Regions from separate parts of the Mus musculus genome. Here region 1 is linked to region 2. The links are chromatin loops, found by intact Hi-C in ENCODE. Cell type or tissue: gastrocnemius. All regions are shown on one strand. Links, peaks and the distances in the headings refer to the core of each region. The heading gives the core; the rest is flanking DNA.

The links. Peaks named below come from ENCODE experiments on the same cell type or tissue, not always from the same donor. Only the 100,000 strongest peaks of a DNase experiment are listed, where the experiment ranks them.
Region 1: it touches region 2 in a loop (2.5-fold over the local background); 6 of 42 quality-filtered maps call a loop at or near these places.

Annotation. Positions count from the first base shown.
Region 1 is chr1:193,033,430-193,036,342 of GRCm38, reverse strand. Syt14 (synaptotagmin XIV) reads left to right here and starts at 568. Exons shown (of 8, transcript NM_181546.3): 1 at 568-720. The coding sequence starts at 708. In gastrocnemius, for the core only: no CTCF peak of the experiment used is centred there; DNase peaks (open chromatin) are centred at 477 and 1,218; H3K4me3 peaks cover 814 bases.
Region 2 is chr1:193,082,829-193,085,741 of GRCm38, reverse strand. All of the region lies in intron 3 of Gm31406 (a long non-coding RNA gene), which reads left to right. The region is part of intron 2 of Gm39747 (a long non-coding RNA gene); the gene reads right to left. Among named protein-coding and RNA genes, the nearest start is that of Gm31406, 11 kb to the left of the region's middle. In gastrocnemius, for the core only: a CTCF peak has its summit at 1,533 (motif pointing right); no DNase peak of the experiment used is centred there; H3K27ac peaks cover 690 bases.

The DNA.
Region 1 (2,913 bases), core at 243-2,742, 49 kb after region 2:
GGAAGGAGGGAGAGACAGAGACTATCCTCACGATCCCTCTTTCTGGTTTGCTGTGCCACGAAGCTGTCTCTACTGGCTGGCTGAAATCTGAGGTGAGTGTTCAGGCAAACCAAACCAAACTGAATAGATCTTCGCTGAGAGGGAATCTGGCACCTCCTGGGTGCGGAGACCTGTCCGTGGTCCTGACCGCTTGTCCAGCCGCTCTGGAAGCCTGGTGAAGGCTGGCTGCTGAGGCTGCTCTCTGCTCTGTCTGCACCTGTTGGGAACGCCCGCCTGAGACCCTGCACTGGCTGGGGGAGAGGGGGTTGGGGGAGGTGAGGGCGTGGCCAGCAAGAGGCGGGCGTGGCGGGTCAGGGTGGTAGGCGGGGTTGTGGATATTTCGGGGGCGGGGCCTGGGAAGGTAGATGGGAATGGGTTAAGTCGAGGTTGTGGGCCAAACTATAGTTGTTGCGAGGGGCGGGGCCTAGAGGGGCCGGGGGCGGGGCGGTGTCACGTGCCGACGGTGCGCGACCGTGGAAGGTTCCGCTTCCTGCGCCGCCTGCTCCGGAGCTTCGACCCCACCCCGCCGCCCCGCCCCAGCTCCTGGAGGCCCAGCTGCCTGGCCCCGGGGCGTTCCCGCCCCTCTGGCCCGAGGCCTAAGAAGAGCAAGCTCCAGCACTTACCCCCGCTCTCCCTGCGTGGTTGGTGCGGTCCATGGCGAGCGCATCATGGCGATCGAAGGTAAGTGGAAGGCAAGCGATGCGCGGAGAAGACGCCCCGCGAGCGAGCGCAGGGCCCAGGAGGCCGAGGTGCGGGTTGCGGGTCCGGACTGTAAGGGAAGCTAATGCGGGACACCGGCCTAGGCGCGGCGTGCGGCCCTCGCGAGCACTGGCCTACACACTTTGGGCGCTGAGGTACCGAGTGAGATGCTCAGGCACTAAGGCTCTGAAGTACTGAGTGAGATGCTCAGGTACTAAGGCTCTGAAGTACTGAGTGAGATGCTCAGGTACTAAGGCGCTGAGGTACTTAGACGCCAACTCGCTCAGTCTCTGAGGTGATAATGAGGCGCTGAGGTTCTGAGGCACAGAGGAGACTTAGGTACTTAGACACTGAGGTGCTGAGTCTCTGAGGTAAATGAGGCGCTGAGGTTCTGAGGCACTGAGGAGACTCAGTTACTAAGGCGCTGAGGTACTGAGTGAGATGCTCAGGTACTAGGGCGCTGAGATACCGAGATGCTGAGGTGAATGAGGCTCTGAGGTATTGAGAAGCGCCGTGCTGTTCGGCAGCGGGAGGCTGCCCTTGTGGGATCCGCTCATCCTGCTGCTCCTGTCGGGCTTTCTGGGCCGATGATAACCACGCTGTCCCCTTCGGTTGACGGGTATAGGGGGGCCAGGACATCTTCGTGAGGTCAACCCTCTTATCTGACCCTCACAATTGCTTTTTTCCGGGGAGAGGCAAATGCCTATTTATGACAAACGCACCCAGAAGATTGGCAACAGAAATGTTTCACAAGTAGCTTGATTCGAATTGGGTAAGGTAAGTGGTACCGATGTGTATTTTCCTCTTATTCTGAGAGCATGGAGTTGGAGTGGAGTGGAATTTGCCTTGCTTTTAAGGAGCATATTGTGCAGTTAGTATCACACAGGTGTGATGCTTACAGCATCTTGTTTTCCATTTTAGATGAGCTCAGTACAAAAAAAAGGATTTCCAAAACTTCCCTGCGTGACCTGTACAGAGTACCTGTAGCTGAATCATTACTTGCCTACATTTAATGTGTTCCCCCTCGCACAGTAATTCCCTTAGGTGACTGGTCTCTGTTAGTATACACGCCTGGGGGCTTCTTTAGGATCCAGCCACCAAACTCCAGAATTAACTCAGCTGTGTGTTTCATGTTTACTTCAATTTAGAGATTAAGTACGGGACACATTGACATGATTTGCTAAGATGATGGAGAATAAAATCTACCTGTAATCGTTGATGTTCAGAACAGCATGTTCAACCCTTATTCTTCTCAGTACTGTTTATTAGAGCTGGAATTAGGGAGTGAAATTCACTGGTTGACGTAGAATGCTTTATTTTGTCAACAACTTTGTGGAAGGATTTCTTGTAAAGTCATACAAATATAATTTTAAGCAGATGATGAAGGATTAACCCAGTTAGGATTCAAATATGATCTCATAATTTGTAATTTCTTATTGTCCAAGTTTTCTTTAGGCATACATACCTTCTCCTGGCAGCCAAATGTTAGAGCATTTTGCTCAGTGTTTTGTATCTTTAAATAATTGGGTTTTCTAAAGATTCTCTGTATGCTTTTTGTTTTCTTTTGTTTTGTTTTAGTTTTGATAGCATGGTACATGCCAGGAAGTACCACTGAACTATACCCCCAGCTTATTATTATACCTATAGATTTTTTAAAAAGGTTTTCAAGATACAAATATCAACACTTAGGCTTTCTCTGGTTTGCCAAGGAAAATGTAGTTAATATATTTCAAATAAAGGTTAAGTCAGTCTAACTATGCTTCTTAGCACTTACTAAAATAGATTCTGTTTATATATACCATCCCTACTTTCCTCACCTTTGAGTAGAATCTTAATTACTCAGTGTGGTAATACCATAAGCCAATGTTTCTTTGAAGACCTGCTTGGTGGTCATAACGCTAATTGATAAAGAATGACATAGTTACTTAGTAGAAATAATTTATATACAGTTCATTCACCTTTTAACTCAATGAACATTTGTTGTATATCAGGAATAGACAATATTCTGAAATAGACTTTGTGGGATCCTCTCTGTTAGAATTTATGTTTTGGTGGAACAGATAATTGTGAGCATGGTTGCAGTATAGTGTATACACCAAGAAATAGGCCATGCATGCTTCCTTTGTGTAAAAACATTCAGTGGTGCTGACTTCAAACTTAATTTTGAGATAATAA
Region 2 (2,913 bases), core at 277-2,776:
TGCCAAAGCCAAGCTCTGGGACTTCCACTCTCCAGAACCATGGGCCTACAGGGGCTTCTGTTGGAGACTGACCACGTAAGAGGTAGGAAGGACCTGCTGGGAGGAAGTTAAGTCACTGGGGATATGCCTTTGATGGGCCTATTGGGACCCAAGCCCTCTCCTTCCTCTTTGCTTCCAGGCCAACACAAAGGAAGTGGTGTGTTCTTACCATCACCACCCCTCCCACACAACCTGGAGATGTTCTTCTGCCCAAAGTCCTACCACAGACTGAGCCTTCTAAAGCTGTGAGCAGAAAGTAGTTTATCATAGTCAGGGAACGCCAACATGCCCTTTTCCTCTTAAAAATGCATGTGTGCGCAGTCTTTGTGCATCTGTGAGTACAGGCACCCCGTGTCTATGTACAGAGGCCCAATGTTAGGTGGTCTTTCTATTGTAATCTACTTTGCTTATTAACATATTGCTTGAAATGGGACTTTTCGCTGAACCTGAGGCTTGCCAATCAGGCTTTACTGGCTGGACAGTAACCCCCCAGGATCTTCCTGTCTCCCAATCCCGGTTCTAGGATTACAGATATCACTGCCACACACGTGCTGGGAGCTCAAACTCAGGATCTTGTCTTTGTACAGTAGGTTTTTTACCCACTGAGCCATCTCCCCCACCTTAACTTCTTTGCTTTATAAATGATCCAGCTCTGCACATTCTGTTTTAGCAACAGAAATGCTCTCAGGGAGTTCCCAAAATATAGATGTGATTATCGCCCTCCCGATTCACAACGAGAGTGGGTACCCTTTGTCCTCAGCACACAATCCAGTCTTCTTAGCTTATCCTGGGAAGGGATCAGGATGTATCTGTCTGTTGAGTGCCCAACCTTTTCTCTGGTGAAGCTGCCCACCTCCCAGCCCCAGCCAGAACATCTCTTCGTCCTCCTATGATTTGCCTTTGGCATGGCTCTCTGTCATTCACTGGCCGGTGCTGTTAAGTCACCATCTGCAAACAGCTTGTCTCCCAGTAACCGCTGAGGCAGCACCACAGTGGCAATGGTAGAACACTTCAACTCCCTTCCCAGTGAGAGGACTGTCATGATAGTCTGGCACGCCAGAGGTGTGCTCTCCTTTTCTTAAGCTAACCTAACACAAGAGTTTACTAAATGAGAGGTAGCCCTTGGAGTTGGCACTGCCAGCTTCCGTTGTTAGATCGTAAGCCTTTAGTGTCTTCACTTTCCATCTGTATATGCAAACGTTATACCTGGATGTATGTGTATGTGCCCCATGTGCATGCTAGGTGCCTATGAAGGCCGGGAGAGTGTGTTGTGCCCCCTGTAACTGGAGTTATAGATGATTGTAAGTTGCCATACAGATGTTGGGAAACAAACCCAGGGCCTTTGCGAGAGCAGCAAGTAGTCTTAAATGCTGAACTATCTCTCTAGCACCTTGTCTTTGGTAGTTTCTTTTCATTTTATTTATGTATGCATGTGTGGGTATCTGTATGTATGCTGGTTTCTGCACAGGCCAAAAGAGGGCACCAGAGTCCCTGAAATTGGAGTTATAGGTGTCTGTGAACACCTTGATGTGGATACTGGGAACCAAATATGGGACTTTTGCAAGAGCAGTAAGTGCTCTTAACCACTGACCCATCTCTCTGGCTCCAAAAGGTACTCATTTTAAAAGCCAGAATATGGGGCTGGCTGAGGAGATGGCTCATCAGTAAAGCACACATAGTTTATCTGCAGAGTGCTTGCCATGTTTGGCGAGTACTGGAGTTAAATCCCCAGCACCACATTAAAAACAGGCATGGTGGCTTGCTCCTATAATCCAGTACTGAGGAGGAGGGACAGGGGAGAGGGAAAGGATATGTTGGGGCTCATTAGCCAGTCAGGCTGCCATGATTAGCTAGTCCCAGGTGTCAGTGAGAGGCCTTCCCTCAAAAAATAAGGTAGAAAATAGGGCTGGAGAGATGACTCAGTGGTTAAGAGCACTGACTGCTCTTCCAGAGGTCCTGAGTTCAATTCCCAGCAACCACACGGTGGCTCACAACCATCTGTAAATGGGATCTGATGCCCTGTTCTCGGTATACTCACACACATAAAATAAATCTAAATAAATAAATAAAGAATAATTAAGAAAGATGCTTGACATCAGCATCTGGCCTAAACACGGGCACACACACACAGAGGAATTAATACAAGATCTTACAGCCTTTCAGTTGGGTTTTATTTTCTGAGATTTGTTTTTGCTTTGTAGCCCAAGCTTCCTATCCTTCTGCCTCACCATCGCACCCAAGTAAGATTTTAGGTCTTAAACATTACCAACACTGAGTGAGTGGTTAGTCAGCTTGAGTATAAATGTTATTAATAGCACAGTATCTACAGAACTGCCTTTTTTTTTTTTTCCTGTCAAATCAGGGAGGTTTTTGTCCCATGGCTGTTGCAGAGGTGACCTGGGCAATTCAGTATCTGCGTATTTTGATTGGTGGATGAAACGGATCGATTGCAGCTGGCAAATGAGGACACATAACCAACCATTCCTTCCCGCCTTACTAAGCTTTCCGTTTTATTGAGTGGGGCAAAGTACTCCCTTGCTTAGGCTTAAATCCAAAGGTGCTTCTGCATCCAGCTGGAACCCAGGAGTCCACAAATCACTTCCAGGGCCCGTTTCTGTGGGCTGTGGTTCACACTCCGGGGACACCTCTGTGATATTATGGATTTCCACCCAAACCTGATACTCTAGTCTAGACAGACTGTTGCGTGTCTCTGAAAAGGCTATAATTGCTGCCACTTGGGTACACATTCAGAAAACACTTTTGTTTTGATTTAAATTGTTTGCCTTTGGGGTTCGTGCAGGTGCAACCAGAGGAGAGATCTTTGGCAGGGAGGCTTAAGGAAAACCACCAGCTAGAGGAGTACCGGGGAATTAC